Regions from separate parts of the Homo sapiens genome. Here regions 1, 3 and 4 are each linked to region 2. Evidence: chromatin contacts called from ENCODE Hi-C or POLR2A ChIA-PET data. All regions are on one chromosome and are shown on one strand. Each heading gives the region's core, a stretch centred on a gene start or an enhancer-like site at or near the end of the contact. The rest is flanking DNA. Distances are from core to core; before and after follow the strand shown.

Region 1 (4,162 bases), core at 826-3,325, 270 kb before region 2:
CACTTCTCTAGCCTCGAGTCCGAGGTATGACGCGGCCCCGGGGGCCCCACCGCCCCCTTGGTCAGCGCAGGCCACGGCCCGAGGGGGCGCCCGCAGTGGACAGGACCCGCGTGGGTTGGGAAGGAAAGCAGTGGAACTGGCCGGACCCCGCCTGGAGCAGCGTCCTGCGCCCCCTGGTTCTGGAGGAACCGCAAGCCGGAGAGGATTTGGTCCCTCAACTATCACCCAGCCTGAGAACGAGGGGGCGGGGGCCTTGGAGCCCACCGGACTTTTTTTTAAACCCGACAAGGGCTTTTTAACGTCACCAGATGGGGCGGGAGGTGGGGGGTTCACGCCACTCCCGCGTCCCACCTCCACGCCCGGGGCCGTGGCCCCCACATCACTGTGCAGCTCCCCGGCCCCAGCCGCGCCTCCGGGGAAGCCCGTTTTTAACCTTTCATCCATTGGGACTCAAAACTGTGAGACGCGTTCGCCAAACTGTGACCCCAGACCTTGGCCCCGCCACACAGAAACCCCTGACCCAGACTGTGACATCCGACTCCTAAAATGGTCATCCGACTCCAGACTGTGACCCCTGACCCCAAACTGTGACCCGAACCCCAGACTGTGCCCCGACCAGACTGTGACCCTTGACATCAAACCGTGACACCCCCTCCTCCTCTTCCACCCTCGGTCGCTTTTCCCTACTCTGACCTAGGACACGTCCCCAACGGAAGCCCCGCCTTCCCTTGCACCGCGATGAACCCAACCTCCCTGAAGCCAAAACTTCCCACCCTGCCGCACCTCCGGACCACCCCACTTGCCACCAAGCACATCCTCTCCAAATCCAACCCTTATTTGCGACCCTTCAGTGATGACCCAGCAGACCTCCAAAAAGCCTCCTCTGCCCAGATCTCCAGCCGGGTCTGGGGCTGGGTTGCGGAGGGGAGGGTCTGGGAGTCCACACTTCTCCACCAACTTCCCTTCCCACTCTCTTATTCCACATTGCAGTGTTTGGAATAAACCATGTTTTTATGCCTCCTCAGTCCAAGCCTAAGCTCCGTATCTGTTAGCCCCCCTCAAATTCTCTGGAGGAAACAGAAACACAAAAGTCCCACAGGGGAAGAGGAGACAGAATTAGAGAGAGAACAGAGACTCTGAAAGGAGGTGCCTGGGGAGACAAAGACCAAGAAAGAGGAGGTGGGAAGAGACCCTGAAAAGAAAGTCGAGAGGGTACTGGGGCAGATAAGAGACCCCAAGAGAGTGGTGAGATAGATCCCGGAGACAAAACATATTAAGATCAAAGGTATGGTTTTATTTCCTATGGCTATAGGTACCAAGGCTTGCTACATTCTCAATATCCTGTTCATGCAAGCTAGGAGAGTGTCTGACATATCCCAGCCAATCCGCATTATCTTGAATGCTGTTAATCTCACCAATGAGAATCTATTTCTAACATTTCATTATGTCAATTAGCCAAACCGCTGGTGCTGATGGGCGATAAAGAGAGACGAAGCACTTGTAATAGCTGCCTCCAGAGGGTGGACTTTCTGATTAAGTGCTCGCTGACCAGAGCTGAAATGTGAATGTCTGGTTAGGCAATTGACTGCCCCTAGAGGGTAGATTGAACCGCCTAACTTACAGATAATATCCATCCTGTCTACAAGAAAGCATTTTTGAAACAAATGAAAGCCATCACAACAGAGAGAGGAAAAGAAACCGGCCTTATGGGTCCTCGGGGAGTAGAAACTCAGTCTCCTTGCCAGTGAAAGAGCAAATTTGCATATATGAATAATTAATTAACTGGAAAGAACGCTCTCGGAATCAAACTGGACAATGGGGAAAACAAGCCTCCCGTAGAACTACAACTCCCAGAAGGCCTTGCCACTACCGCGAGGAACAGCGCCCAAAGTCACGCGAAGATGCAGTTTCTCCGTATCCGCAGGCTTCTTTCGCTGGCGCCATTACCTGAGTTCTCCTCCAGCGTTTCCGCACCCTCTCCGATTAGCGGTCCCAGGAGTTTCCAAGGTAACCGCGCAGTAGGGCGGATCTCATTAGGCGGAAAGCGAAACCCGGAAGTGACGCTCTTACCGGGTGTCAGCAGCGAGAGGGTTCGAAGATGGCGGCGCGCAAGGGTCGGCGGCGCACGTGTGAAACCGGGGAACCCATGGAAGCCGAGTCCGGCGACACAAGTTCCGAGGGCCCGGCCCAGGTCTACCTGCCCGGCCGGGGGCCGCCGCTACGCGAAGGGGAGGAGCTGGTCATGGACGAGGAGGCCTATGTGCTCTACCACCGAGCGCAGACTGGTAGGGCTGAGTCCGGACTCCAGGGTCCTGAGGTGGCTGATCCCGAGCCTTTAACCTGAGAGGTGCTCGGGAAGAGAAGGCTGGGGTCTAAGAGAAGTGATTTCATACCGGAGGCGGTTGATCCATGAGGGAGGTGGGGACTGAGCTCTTACTGTCCCGTCTTAACTCGTAAACCCCGCCTTCCATCCCCAGGCGCCCCCTGTCTCAGCTTTGACATAGTCCGGGATCACCTGGGAGACAACCGGACAGAGCTTCCTCTTACACTTTACTTGTGTGCTGGGACCCAGGCTGAGAGCGCCCAGAGCAACAGGTAAGACCCGAGGCTTTTCCAGGACCAGGAGGCTCAGTTTCCAGCCCCTTCCTCAGCACCCAGGAGTTAGGGCTTCCAGTTTCTGCCTCTCGCAGATCCAGGAGTCTGGGTTTCCAGCCTCTCTCCTTCCTAAGAATCCTGGAATCTAGTGCCTAACTCACCCCACAATTTCTCCCAGACTGATGATGCTTCGGATGCACAATCTGCATGGGACAAAGCCCCCACCCTCAGAGGGCAGTGATGAAGAAGAAGAGGAGGAAGATGAAGAGGATGAAGAAGAGCGGAAACCTCAGCTGGAGCTGGCCATGGTGCCCCACTATGGTGGCATCAACCGAGTTCGGGTAAGTATGGTCCCAGGAGCCTGCTCTGCATACTCTGAAACACATCTGACCCATCCCCTGTGTCCATAACTCCCAACACCTCCTCATGTTCTTTTTTTTTTTTTTTTTTTTGAGACGTAGTCTCGCTCTGTCACCCAGGCTGGAGTGCAGTGGCGCAGCCTCGGCTCACTGCAACCTCTGCCTCCCAAAGTGCTGGGATTACAAGCGTGAGCCACCGTGCCTGGCCCATTTTTTTTTTTTTTTTTTTTGAGATGGAGTCTCGCTCTGTTGTCCAGGCTGGAGTGCAGTGGTGCGATCTTGGCTCACTGCAACCTCCCCTTCCCAGGTTCAAGGGATTCTCCTGCCTCAGCCTCCCAAGTAGCTGGGGCTATAGGCGCCTGCCACCAGGCCCTTCTAATTTTTTGTTTTTTGGTTTTTTTTTGAGATGAAGTCTTGCTCTGTCGCTTAGACTGGAGGGCAATGGCATGATCTCAGCTCACTGCAACCTCTGCCTCCCAGGTTCAAGCGATTCTCCTGCCTCAGCCAAGTAGCTGAGATTACAGGTGCGCGCCACCACGCCCGGCTAATTTTTGTATTCTTAGTAGGGACGGGGTTTCACAATGTTGATCAGGCTGGTGGTGAACTCCTGACCTCGTGATCCGCCTGCCTCGGCTTCCCAAAGTGCTGAGATTACAGGCGTGAGCCACCGCATCTGGCCAATTTTTTGTATTTTTAGTAGAGACAAGGTTTCGCCTTGTTGGCTAGGCTGGTCTCAAACTCCTGACCTCGAGTGATTGATCCGCACGCCTCGGGCACCCAAAGTCATGGGATTACAAGCGTGAGCCACCACACCCGGCCTCCTTCAGTTTTTAGAAAAGTACTTGTCACATAGTTTTATACAATTTAGCTATTATGATCAGTGTCATTACATGTTAGGTACTGTTTTAGATTATGAGGATATGGTTTATGTTCTTCACTTTTCTCTTTGGTAACATAGTGAGTTATAGAACTTATCTGATGGGGCTGGCATGAGGTCAAATGAAATAACATATAGTGCCTAGAATAGCACCTGGTTGTAATATGAGGTATGTATTTTCTGTTACTATTCAGGAACTGTTTTTGGTTGTGGCTGTTTGTTTTGTTTTTGAGTCATGGTTTCACTCCCATTGCCCAGGCTGGAGTGCAGTGGCGTGATCTTGGCTCACTGCAACCTCTGCCTCCCAGGTTCAAGTGATTCTCCTGCCTCA
Region 2 (3,193 bases), core at 694-3,193:
GCAACCTCCACCTCCCGGGTGCAAGCAATTCTCCTGCCTCAGCCTCCCCAGTAGCTGGGACTAGAGGTGCACGCCGCCACACCCGGCTAATTTTCTGTATTTTAGTAGAGATGGGGTTTCACCGTGTTGCCCAGGCTGGTCTCGAACTCCTGAGCTCAGGCAATCCGCCCGCCTTGGCCTCCCAAAGTGCTAGGACTACAGGCATCAGCCACCTTGCCCGGCGTCATTTTTTTGTATTTTTAGTAGAGACATGGTTTCGCCATGTTGGCCAGGCTGGTCTTGAACTCCTGACCTCAGGTGATCCACCTGCCTTGGCCTCCCAAAGTGCTGGGATTACAGGTAAGAGCCACCGCGCCCCACCTGGATGAATGTTCACTTTCTTATGTGCACAGTCAGGGTTTGTCCCCCAATTTGGGAGCAAGGATCTCTCTGCACATTTCTGCTTTTCTCTGGACATATGCGCCTTTTTGTATACTCCTTGCTCTTTGATTGCTGGTGTCTTTGTACCCATCCAACCACATAGGCACGCTCACGTGCACACTCAAGTACCCTTTGCCTTCTCAGGAACTGATCTGTAGTTCGAAACACTTGCACACTTCTTTTTTTTTTTTTTTTTTTTTTTTGAGATGGAGTTTCGCTCTTGTTGCCCAGGCTGGAGTGCAATGGCGTGATCTCGGCTCACCGCAACCTCCTCCTCCCGGGTTCAAGCGATTCTCCCGCCTCAACCTCCCAAGTAGCTGGGATTACAGGCATGCGCCACCACACCCGGCTATACTTGCAGACTTTTTGCCTGCCCTGGGACCTAAAACAAGACCTTTGACACTTTCACAGCTTGACAGCTCATTGTCCCCTCACCCAAACTCCCACACTGGTCCTCTGAGGTCCCTCCTCTGCTCTTCTGCCCCTGCGTGTGCGCCAGTATAAGCCTTTGTTTCTCTTCAGTGCTTGAGCCCTCTGCACGCCTACCCCTGGCCTCCAATCCCCATTGCTCCCCCCGTGAGCATGCTACTAGCCATTTGCACACTCGTTGATCCACCACAGCCGGACCCCTGTGCTTGGGCCTCCTTTATGCAACATGACCTTTTGCACAAAAAACACAGGCCTCATGGGACCTACCACCCCTCCCTTCCCACCCCAGAGTACAGCATTCTCAGGATCCCATCCCCCACGCATAAAGAGAGCCCTCTCTCACCAGATCGGAACTTGGAGCGAATGATTTGGGAACGCTGGGAGGAAGCCGCCAGGGTCATTGCCAAGGCCGGGATGGGGACCTGGACGGAGAGGGGGCAGGGCAGGGGCCCCATAGAGGGCTGGCTCAGAGTGGAGGTCAGGAGGCCGCCCCTGAGAGTGAATTCAGCAGGGAAAGGGCCCGAAGGAGGTGGGAATAGGAGCAGCCTTGGGCCATAACTTCCGGATCCCAGGGGCTGTAGAGGAGGGGGCTGCACACCCGGACACCTTGCTCCGAGGAAGGAGGAAGCTGGGGACCCAGACACCTGGTCTGAAAGACAGGGCTGAGGGTCTCAACCCTGGGATCCTGGGAGGGGAGGGACCTGGAATCTGGGACTCCTGGGTCCTGAGGAGGAAGGGTTGCGGGTTGGGACCCCTGTGTCTAGGAAAGGGAGGAAGCAGAGGGGCCTGGAGTCTGGAATCTTGAAGGAGAAGGAGGTTAAGGGCTGGAACTCAATACTCTTAGGAGATGAGAATCCAAGATCCTGGGTGGAGAGGGGAACGGGGCCCTGACAGGTTTCTGAGGAATAGAAGGGCCCCTGTGACCTGCATCTGAGAAGGAGTGAGTAGGGTGTCAGCCACCAGGTTCTCTGGGGAAGGGACTGGGACCAGAGAGGGGATAGAACCGTTGAGGAGTGCGCCCCCCCCGTCCACCCCAGGGGCTTCTCACCAGGTGGGCTCGGCGAAGCTGTGCTCTGGGGCGGGTTGAGTCTAGAGGCCGAGGCTGGACACCACAGGCTCCGCCCCACCAGCCTGGGACCGCCTCCAACCCACCTTCCTGGGGTGTGACGGGAGCCCCGCCGGGGACCCTGAGAAGGGGTGGGAGCACCCGCTGGGAGGGCCTGTGCGGGCCTTGGGGGATGCTGGGGGGTGAGAGCGGGGACGTCAGGGTTCCCCGGCTCGCTCCTCCTGCACGTCCTGGGGTTGTGGGGTCGGGGGGAACGGTGGCAGGCGGACTGACAGAAGCAGGTGCCCGGAGAGGGGCGCCGGGTGAGCAGCAGCGGCAGGTGGTCGTGTCCTGGCCCTACCGGCAGGTGCCACCTGTCGCCTACTTTTTCCCTGACGCAGCAACTGGAGTCAAGTTCAGGGGAGTGAAAAGTTCAAACGGGGGGCCCAGATTCCTGGATCCAAGAAAGGAGAGGGATGGGGACCTGGAGTCCTGGGTTTAAAGAAAAAGAGGCAGGGGCCTCTGGGGTGTTGGGAACAGGGACAGAGGTGTTCGGATTCGGCGGTGTGCCCGGCAGGCAGAAAGGTCCAGAGGGGGCTGGGGACTTAGATTCCTGGGTCTGAGGGAGGAGGGGGCTGGAGTATGGATTTGGGGGGGTGTCGAAGGGAGAATCGCTGGTTCCCACTGGCAGGACTGAGGGCCTTATAATCGGCAGAGCAAGCTTAGGGCCGTGTTCTGAGGGGTGTGGGAGGCTCCTCTGCTCTTGGGTTGGATTACATGCAAAAGGGCGAGCCAAGGCCGTGGCTATAAATACCTCCTCAGACTCGGCAGGGGCCCAGACAAGGGCCCTGCAACCTTGTTCTGCAGAAAATCATCATTAGCGCCCCTGAGTCTTAACAATCGAGGCGCTGCCGATACCACGGATACCTTTATTGCTCCCTGGCATTCACATCCTAAGCCCATGCTCCCACCGTCCCATCCGCTACTTCCCGAAAACTCAATCTCCCAACATTCCACGCGGGATAAGAACTACAACTCCCAGAAAGCTTTGCGCTCAGGCGGGCTCCTGTCCGTAGAAGCCCGTGACATTTCAAGGTTCGCGCGCTCGTTTGGTATTGGTTCTCAAGGAGACGTGGCCACGGGAGGCCCATGGCGATAATTGGCTGGCAGCTCCTGCTGCTCAAGATCCCAGAGGAGGCGGCGGAGCCTACGGAGTTCACGGTGCAAGGCATCGTCCGTCACTGGACCAGTGAGGCGCAGGCGCGAGCTCCCCAGGGGGAGGATGAGGGGCGGGTGCGA
Region 3 (3,723 bases), core at 144-2,643, 330 kb before region 2:
TCCCTCAGACCCAAAAGTCCAGGCCCCCGGCCCCTCCTCCCTCAGACCCAGGAGTCCAGACCCCCAACCCCTCCTCCCTCAGACCCAGGAGTCCAGGCCTCAGTCCCTTCTTCCCTCAGACCCAAGAGTCCAGGCCCCCGGCCCCTCCTCCCTCAGACCCAGGAGTCCAGGCCCCCAGCCCCTCCTCCCTCAGACCTAGGAGTCTGGGACCCACACCCGGCTCCTCTGCCTCAGTGGGGGCCAGAGAGGTGGGGTGGAGCCTCTACCTTCATACACGTGTTGTAGAGTGAGATGTAGTTGGTGAAGAGGTCCAGATATCGGGCAGTGAACACCACAGCAAACAGGACCTGGCTCTTCCCTGAAATTCCTGTGGTCCAGAGACAGAGAAAGAGAGAGAGAGAGAGACAGAGAGAGAGAGAGAGACAGACAGACAGACAGACAGACAGAAGGAGAGAGGAAGCTGGGGGTGGGCTGCATGGGCAATAAACTAAGGCAGGGCGCCCGGGACCAGCCTGGAGGCAGCTCTGGAGTGCAGCTGTCCCCGGAGGCCTCCCCAGCCCGCCCCGCCTGAGCAGGGCCCTTTCCCACGGACCACAGCCAGGGGGCAGCCCAGGCCCCCGAAGCTACTCCAGCCCGAGGCTCCGTCCCAGACTAGGCCTCATGGCTACCCCTGGCCCCTCAGGGTCCTCCCGCAGTCTGGACCTGAGGTGAGGCCTAGGGAGGACCTTCCCTGACCTCAGGCCCCGGATCCGGTCACCTCCCTCCCGTTCCCTTCCTGGCCGCCACGGTCCACGTCACCAACTCACAGCCACCTCCCCGCCTGCCATGGTTCCCTGTTCCCGGTCCATGAACCCTCGGGCTGCCCAGATTGGGGCTGGGGGTGGCTGAATTGGGGGCCTAAAGCCATTCACATGAAACTGTATGCACCCCCGCCAGTCTGGGGAAGGGAGCTGATCCCCTGGAGACCCAGAACCTAGAAGAGAGATCCCCAGCAAGCAGTGGGGGTGGAACCTGTGCCCCTAGTGCCCCCAAACCCTTCCTGAGTCCTGCGACGTCCCCCAACCCCCGCCCGCAATCTCTCTCCTTCGCCAGCCCTGGTGGGCCTCTCACCGGCGCACGAGCGGGACTTCCAGATTTTGAGCAGTAGCAAGATGATGGCGAGGAGGTGGGAGAGGTCTCCCAGGAATCGGAAGAGATTCATGGCTGGGGAACCCTGGCAGGGCTGAGCGGGAGGGAGGCAGGCTGGCGGGGGGGTGCCCCCCGAGGCTGCTGGTCTGAACGGGTAGCTGGGCTGGGGGGACGGAAGAGGGACCCTAGGTGCGCTCCGCTCCGGGGAGGGGACTTTGGGAGGGGGAGCAAAGGCTGGAGCTGGCGGCGGAGCTGGAGCCGGGAAGAGGGAGGAGAGCGAGAGGGGGAGGAGTCCGGGAGGAGAGGCTCCGCCCCCGAGGGCGGGGCCTGGATCCCCGGCGCCCCCTATCGCCCACCTCCTGCTTTGCCGTGGCGGCGCTAAACGCACCCCCAAAGCTGCCCCATAGGAACTTGGGAGGGTCGCAGGGTTCGGAAAGTGCCAAATCCAGCACCGGTTCGCCCAGGCAGTCTGTGTCTCTGGAAGAGACGCAGTCCAGTACACCAGCCTCAGCCCTTGCAGGGATGTAGAGACTGCCCTCTGAGCTTGAAAAATCCTGCAGGGACCCGGAGGCTCAGCTGCTAGCTTTTGCAGCTTTCAGGCACTCTAACTCCAATCCCCCAGAAGACAAGAAAGATACCCCACCTACTTCCTCCCCTAGACCCAGGACTCAAGGCCCCAGCCCGTTCGTCAAACCCAGAAGTCTGGGTCCCCAGCCCCTCCTCCCTCAGACCCAGGAGTCCAGACCCCCAGCCTCTCCTCCCTCAGACCCAGAAGTCCAGACCCCCAGCCCCTCCTCCCTCAGATCCAGGAGTCCAGGCCCAGCTCCTCCTCGCTCAGACCCAGGAGTCCAGGCCCCCAGCCTCCTCCCTCAGACCCAGGAGTCCAGGCCCCCAGCCTCCTCCCTCAGACCCAGGACTCCAGGCCCCCAGACCCTCCTCCCCCAGATCCAGGAGTCCAGGCCCCCAGCCCTTCCTCCCTCAGACCCAGGAGTCCAGACCCCCAGCACCTCCTCCCTCAGACCCAGGAGTCCAGATCCCCAGCCCCTCCTCCCTCAGACCCAGGGGTCCAGGGCCCCAGCCCCTCCTCCCTCAGACCCAGGGGTCCAGGGCCCCAGCCCCTCCTCCCTCAGACCCAGGGGTCCAGGGCCCCAGCCCCTCCTCCCTCAGACCCAGGAGTTCAGGGCCCCAGCCCTTTTCCCTCCTAGGACGCTGTTCCTTGGAACTTAGGGTCCCACCCCCACCATCTTATGGATCAAACATCCTAACCTTAAGAATCTAGATCTACAGTTTCTCCCTTTACGACCCACAGATTTAGGCCCTGATTCTCTTCTTTTTCAGGAATGTGCACCTCACCCTGTTCTCCCAGACCTTGAGGATGAAGGAAACAGGAGCCTCACCCAGGAGGCTCAAGGCCAAAACTCTGACCCAAACTACCTCAGGAGCCCCTGGCCCTGGCTTCCCCCCTGCTCCAGAGTTTCTGCCCTGCCCACACACACACACCCTCTTCCACCCTCAGAGGCCCCGGTGTCCTGCCCCACGCTCTACCCCAGAGCCCCACGGGTGGCTTTATAAAAGTGCCGGGCCCAGCCCTCTAGCAGGAGGGGAATGCTGGGCATCTGGGTGTGGGACCCCCGGGGAACAGCCTGTGGTCTGGACTCCTGCATCTATGAGGGGACAGACGTGGCTTCCCTTCCGGATGATGGGGTACCCACAGATGATGGAGGCCAGGGTCCCTCAATAAAAGAAGGGGTGCAGGCGTGTTGATTTCTTCAGAGGGCTGGAAGGACGGGGTGCCCAAGGGTGACATCCACGAGTCTTGGGTCCCTGAGGGTGGCTTGTACGGGGGAGAGTCGGGATGACTGAGTCCTTAAAAGAGACTCCGACTTGGAGGCGGTCCCCAAATTCCTGGGTCCCAGTAGAGAAGGGGACTCCTGGGTCTGAGGGAGGAGGGGCTGGGGGGTGGGACTCCTGGGACCAGGGTCGAGACCTGGTTTTCAGGCCTGGCCTTCTGGGGCAATAAAAGCCACAGCTTGGGTCTTAGTGTGGCGAACACTGAAGTCAGGGAAAGGCCTCCTGTTTCCAGAGCCTCAAGGCAGGGCGGGGGCAGAGGGCAGCAACCCCCAGCCCTGGAGTCTAGCTCTGAAGCTGGTGTCTCCATACCGGGTTCTGAGTCCCTGCCTGCCTGTCCCCAGCCTGACTTCTTCCTCCCTTTTTATTTTCAGCCCCTCACTCCCTTGTCCCAGGAGGAAGGCAGAGGCTGGTAGCTAGGGGTGGGGGGCGGCCCCCTCCCCAAGCCTGGCAGGAGAAGGGGTCCCCAGGGAGGCCAGGAGGGGGGGCTGTGGGTCTCCCGGCAGTGGCAGACGGGGACTGAATGTTAATCGCATCCCGAGTGAGTGTGTGTGTGCGAGAACACAGCGAGTGTGTGAGTCCCTCCCGCTCCAGCTCCTCCAAGCCGCGGCCGCCGCCGCCACCCTCGCCCGCAGCCTCCCGCAGCCTCCCTCGGCCACCGGTGCCTGCTGGGGGTGTTGCCTGGGTAGGTCGGCCCGGCCCCCAGGGGTCTCTCGAGCGTCTGCCATCTGCCCGGTGAGGATCTGT
Region 4 (4,085 bases), core at 1,333-3,832, 310 kb before region 2:
TCTACTAAAAATACAAAATTAGGCAGGCGCGGTGGTGCTTGCCTGTAATCCCAGCTACTCAGGAGGCTGAGGCAGGAGAATCGCTTGGACCTGGGAGGCGGAGGTTCCAGCGAGCTGAGATTGCACCATTGCACTCCAGCCTAGGTGACAGAGCAAGACTCCATCTCAATAATAAATAAATAAATAAATAAGAAGAATAGTTGGTCAGGATAAGGGGTGGTATAAGGTTTTTCAGGCAGAGAGAACAGCATCTGCAAAGTCCTAGAGATAAGAAATCACTTGACATGTTTGGGAGACACCTTGAAGCCAGTGTTGATAGAGAAAAAAAAAAAGAATTTTGGGGTGAAAAGAGTTTGAAGTTTGAGGGTGGGAACTCTCAGAGATGCGGCTTCAGAGGAAGGCAAAGCCAGAACAAAAACAGACTCTAGGGGCCTGGCACAGTGATTCACACCTGTAATCCCACTATGTTGGGAGGTTGAGGTGGGAGGATCACTTGAACTCAGGAGTTCAAGACCAGCCTGGGAAAAGTAGTGAGACCCTATCTCTACTTAAAAAAAAAAAGAGGCTGGGCGTGGTGGCTCATGCCTGTAATCCCAGCACTTTGGAAGGCCGAGGCAGGCGGATCACAAGGTCAGGAGATCAAGACCATCCTGGCTAACACGGTGAAACCCCGTCTCTACTAAAAAAAATACAAAAAATTAGCTGGGTGTGGTGGCAGGTGCCTGTAGTCCCAGTTACTTGTGAGGCTGAGGCAGGAGAATGGCGTGAACCTGGGAGGTGGAGCTTGCAGTGAGCCAAGATCGCACCACTACACTCCAGCCTGGGCGACAGAGCGAGACTCTGTCTCAAAAATAAATAAATAAATACATACATACATACATAAAAATTTAAAAAAAAGAAAAGAAGAAAGAGAAAGAAAAGAAAGAAAGAAAGAGAAAGAAAAGAAAGAAAGAAAGAAAGAAAGAAAGAAAGAAAGAAAGAAAGAAAGAAAGAAAGAAAGAGAGAGAAAGAAAGAGGCGGGCCAGGCCAGGCGCGGTGGCTCACGCTTGTAATCCCAGCCCTTTGGGAGGCTGAGGCGGGCGGATCACCTGAGGTCATGAGTTCGAGACCACCCTGGTCAACATGGTGAAACCCTGTCTCTACTAAAAATACAAAAAATTAGCCGGGCATGGTCGTGGGCGCCTGTAATCCCAGCTACTCGGGAGGCTGAGGCAGGAGAATTGCTTGAACCCGGGAGGCGGAGGTTGCAGTGAGCTGAGACCACACCATTGCACTCCAGCCTGGGCAACAAGAGCAAAACTCTGTCTCAAGAAACAAAAACAAAAACAAACAAAAAACCACACATTAAAAAAAAAAAAAAAAGAAAGAGGAGGGCATGGTGGCTCATGCCTGTAATCCCAACACTTTGGGAGGCTGAGGCAGGTGGATCACTGAGGCTGAGGTCAGGAGTTCTAGACCAGTCTGGCCAACATGGTGAAACCCCATCTCTACTAAAAATACAAAAATTAGCTGGACATGGTGGTGAACACCTGCAATCCCAGCTACTCAGGAGGCTGAGGCAGGAGAATTGCTTGAACCCGGGAGGCGGAGGTTGCAGTGAGCCGAGACCATACCATTGCACTCCAGCCTGGGCAACAAGAGCAAGACTCTGTCTCAAAAAACAAAAACAAAAACAAACAAAAAAACCACACATTAAAAAAAAAAAAAAAGAAAGAGGGCATGGTGGCTCATGCCTGTAATCCCAACACTTTGGGAGGCTGAGGCAGGTGGATCACTGAGGCTGAGGTCAGGAGTTCTAGACCAGTCTGGCCAACATGGTGAAACCCCATCTCTACTAAAAATACAAAAATTAGCTGGACATGGTGGTGAACACCTGCAATCCCAGCTACTCAGGAGGCTGAGGCAGGAGGATTGCTTGAACCAGGAGGCGGAGGTTGCAGTGAGCGAAGATCATGCCACTGCACTCCAGCCTGGGTGACAGAGCAAGACTCTGTCTCAAAAAACAAAACAAAAACAAAAACAAACAAAATATTAGCCAAGCATGGTGGTGCATGTCTATAATCCCAGCTACTTGGGAGGCTGAGGCAGGAGAATCACTTGAACCCAGGAAGTGGAGGTGGCAGTGAGCCAAGATCATACCACTGCACTCCAGCCTGGGAGACAGAGCAAGACTCTGTCTCAAAAAAAAAAAAAAAAAAAAAGACCAGCCTGGGAAAAATAGTGAAACCCCATCTCTACTTTAAAAAAGAAGGAAAGAAAAGGGGACTCTAGGGCCTCAACACCAAGCTGAAAGAGAGTCTGGAACCTTATCCTGGGGGGCACTGGGCAGCCAAGGGGAGGGTGCTGAGCAGGGAAGGGGTATATTCGTGTTTTTGAGACCTTGGAGGTAAAAGAAGAGAGATTCCAGCTGGGGGCTGGGGCTGGTCTGCAGAAAGGGGACTTTCTCTGCCTTCCGCTGCCAAGGTCCAGCCCAGGCCCCAGCATGTCCCCTTTCCCTCCTCCTGGGCAGGTACTTCATGAACATCACGTGGGATAACCGGGATTACTCCTTCAATGAGGACGGCTTCCTAGTGAACCCCTCCCTGGTGGTCATCTCCCTCACCAGAGACAGGACGTGGGAGGTGGTGAGTCGTAGCCCCAGACCTCAGGCATGGCAGAGGGTGTGGACTCCTGCATCCTGGCAGAGGGGGGGCTTGAGGTCGTGGACTAAGAGGGAGGAGGGGACAAGGAGCCTGGACTCCTGGGTCCTGGGATCTGAAGGTGGGAGGGGCTCCTGGGTCTTGGAAGAAGCTGCTGCCCACACACCTAGGTCTGAGGGAAGAGGATCATGGAGGCCAGGATACACCGGGAAGTCTTCCCAGGAAGCCTGACTCTCTTTCCCTTTGGCCAAGGTGGGCAGCTGGGAGCAGCAGACGCTCCGCCTCAAGTACCCGCTGTGGTCCCGCTATGGTCGCTTCCTGCAGCCAGTGGACGACACGCAGCACCTCACGGTGGCCACGCTGGAGGAAAGGCCGTTTGTCATCGTGGAGCCTGCAGACCCTATCAGCGGCACCTGCATCCGAGACTCCGTCCCCTGCCGGAGCCAGCTCAACCGAACCCACAGGTGACAGCTCGGGATCCAGGAGTTCCGGCTCCAAAACCCGCCTCCCGTGAAGCCCAGTAGTCTGGGCCCCCAGCCCCCTCCTCCCTTGGGACCCAGGACCCACAAAGCCCTCCAGCTTGGTGACCTTAGGCAAACCTCAGAATTCTTTGAGCCTGAGTTTCCCCTGAAAGCGCTAACCATAGTTTTAGCTGCCGCCTATCCCTTCCTCCATATCCTCTCTTCATGAGAGAGTCTAAGGAGGGGGTCCCCAAACTCCCCAAGCCTGGTCACTGCCCGCAGCCCTCCACCGGATGCCCCCCGCCCGGAAAAGCGCTGCTGCAAGGGTTTCTGCATCGACATTCTGAAGCGGCTGGCGCATACCATCGGCTTCAGCTACGACCTCTACCTGGTCACCAATGGCAAGCACGGAAAGAAGATCGATGGCGTCTGGAACGGCATGATCGGGGAGGTGAGGGGGCGGACGGGAGGCGGGGAATCTTCGGGGCGGAGTCGAGAGGCGGGCACAGCCGGGCGTGGTGGCTCACGCCTGTAATCCCAGCACTTTGGGAAGCCGAGGCGGGCGAATTGCCTGAGCTCAGGGGTTCGAGACCAGTTTGGGCAAAACGGTGAAACCCCGTCTCTACTAAAATGCAAAAAATTAGCCGTGCGTGGTGGCGGGCGCCTGTAATCCCAGCTACTCGGGAGGCTGAGGCAGGAGAATTGCTTGAACCCGGGAGGCGGAGGTTGCAGTAAGCGGAGATCGCGCCACTGCACTCCAGCCTGGGCACAGAGTGAGACTCAGTCTCAAAAAATAATAATAAAAAAAAAGAGGTCGGCACCCTGGGGCAGGGGCGCGGCCAAATTGAGGAAACACCTGATTGGGGCCTGGGGCGGGGTCGCGGGAGGGACATGCCTTGGAACAGGGGGCGGGGTCAGGAGGTGTCAGGGGCGGGGTTTGGAGGAGGGACTTTGGAGCAGAGGAGGCGGGGCTAGGAGGGTGGGA

What was found. A loop is a pair of places that touch in the nucleus more often than their neighbours do. ChIA-PET counts read pairs that join two places held with the same protein, here RNA polymerase II (POLR2A). Pooled maps may share reads with other maps.
Region 1: a pooled map shows a loop between it and region 2 (6-fold over the local background). The contact joins the promoter of GRWD1 here to the promoter of MAMSTR in region 2. A Hi-C loop is called at or near these places in 1 of 168 maps with a recorded cell type or tissue (naive thymus-derived CD4-positive, alpha-beta T cell), 1 of 37 single-sample maps with no recorded cell type and 9 of 50 pooled maps.
Region 3: a pooled map shows a loop between it and region 2 (2.9-fold over the local background). The contact joins the promoter of KDELR1 here to the promoter of MAMSTR in region 2. A Hi-C loop is called at or near these places in 4 of 50 pooled maps. POLR2A ChIA-PET finds 5 or more read pairs at or near these places in 5 of 52 experiments (A549, A673, CD8-positive, alpha-beta memory T cell and 2 more).
Region 4: a pooled map shows a loop between it and region 2 (5-fold over the local background). The contact joins the enhancer-like site here to the promoter of MAMSTR in region 2. A Hi-C loop is called at or near these places in 1 of 37 single-sample maps with no recorded cell type and 3 of 50 pooled maps. POLR2A ChIA-PET finds 5 or more read pairs at or near these places in 5 of 52 experiments (A549, CD8-positive, alpha-beta memory T cell, GM12878 and 2 more).

Annotation. Positions count from the first base shown.
Region 1 is chr19:48,443,908-48,448,069 of GRCh38, forward strand. It overlaps GRWD1 (glutamate rich WD repeat containing 1), which reads left to right and starts at 2,076. Exons shown (of 7, transcript NM_031485.4): 1 at 2,076-2,285; 2 at 2,478-2,595; 3 at 2,774-2,936. The coding sequence starts at 2,099. GRIN2D (glutamate ionotropic receptor NMDA type subunit 2D) reads left to right here. Exons shown (of 14, transcript NM_000836.4): 14 at 1-1,024. The coding sequence ends at 30. RefSeq lists enhancers at 1-654, 1,827-1,906, 2,067-2,156.
Region 2 is chr19:48,717,782-48,720,974 of GRCh38, forward strand. It overlaps MAMSTR (MEF2 activating motif and SAP domain containing transcriptional regulator), which reads right to left and starts at 1,944. Exons shown (of 10, transcript NM_001130915.2): 1 at 1,898-1,944; 2 at 1,193-1,271. The coding sequence starts at 1,250. RASIP1 (Ras interacting protein 1) reads right to left here. Exons shown (of 12, transcript NM_017805.3): 12 at 2,804-3,193. The coding sequence ends at 3,017. RefSeq lists an enhancer at 2,585-3,193 and a cis regulatory region at 2,727-3,193.
Region 3 is chr19:48,390,158-48,393,880 of GRCh38, forward strand. KDELR1 (KDEL endoplasmic reticulum protein retention receptor 1) reads right to left here and starts at 1,394. Exons shown (of 5, transcript NM_006801.3): 1 at 1,111-1,394; 2 at 267-367. The coding sequence starts at 1,201. GRIN2D (glutamate ionotropic receptor NMDA type subunit 2D) reads left to right here and starts at 3,511. Exons shown (of 14, transcript NM_000836.4): 1 at 3,511-3,711. RefSeq lists an enhancer at 221-360 and a silencer at 1,231-1,550.
Region 4 is chr19:48,411,482-48,415,566 of GRCh38, forward strand. GRIN2D (glutamate ionotropic receptor NMDA type subunit 2D) reads left to right here. Exons shown (of 14, transcript NM_000836.4): 5 at 2,510-2,624; 6 at 2,892-3,103; 7 at 3,383-3,551. Among named protein-coding and RNA genes, the nearest start is that of GRIN2D, 20 kb to the left of the region's middle. RefSeq lists enhancers at 2,907-3,628, 3,334-3,473. Within about 2 kb of position 2,583, at least 4 of the 41 ENCODE cell types and tissues checked have a DNase peak (open chromatin) inside an H3K27ac peak, as active enhancers do.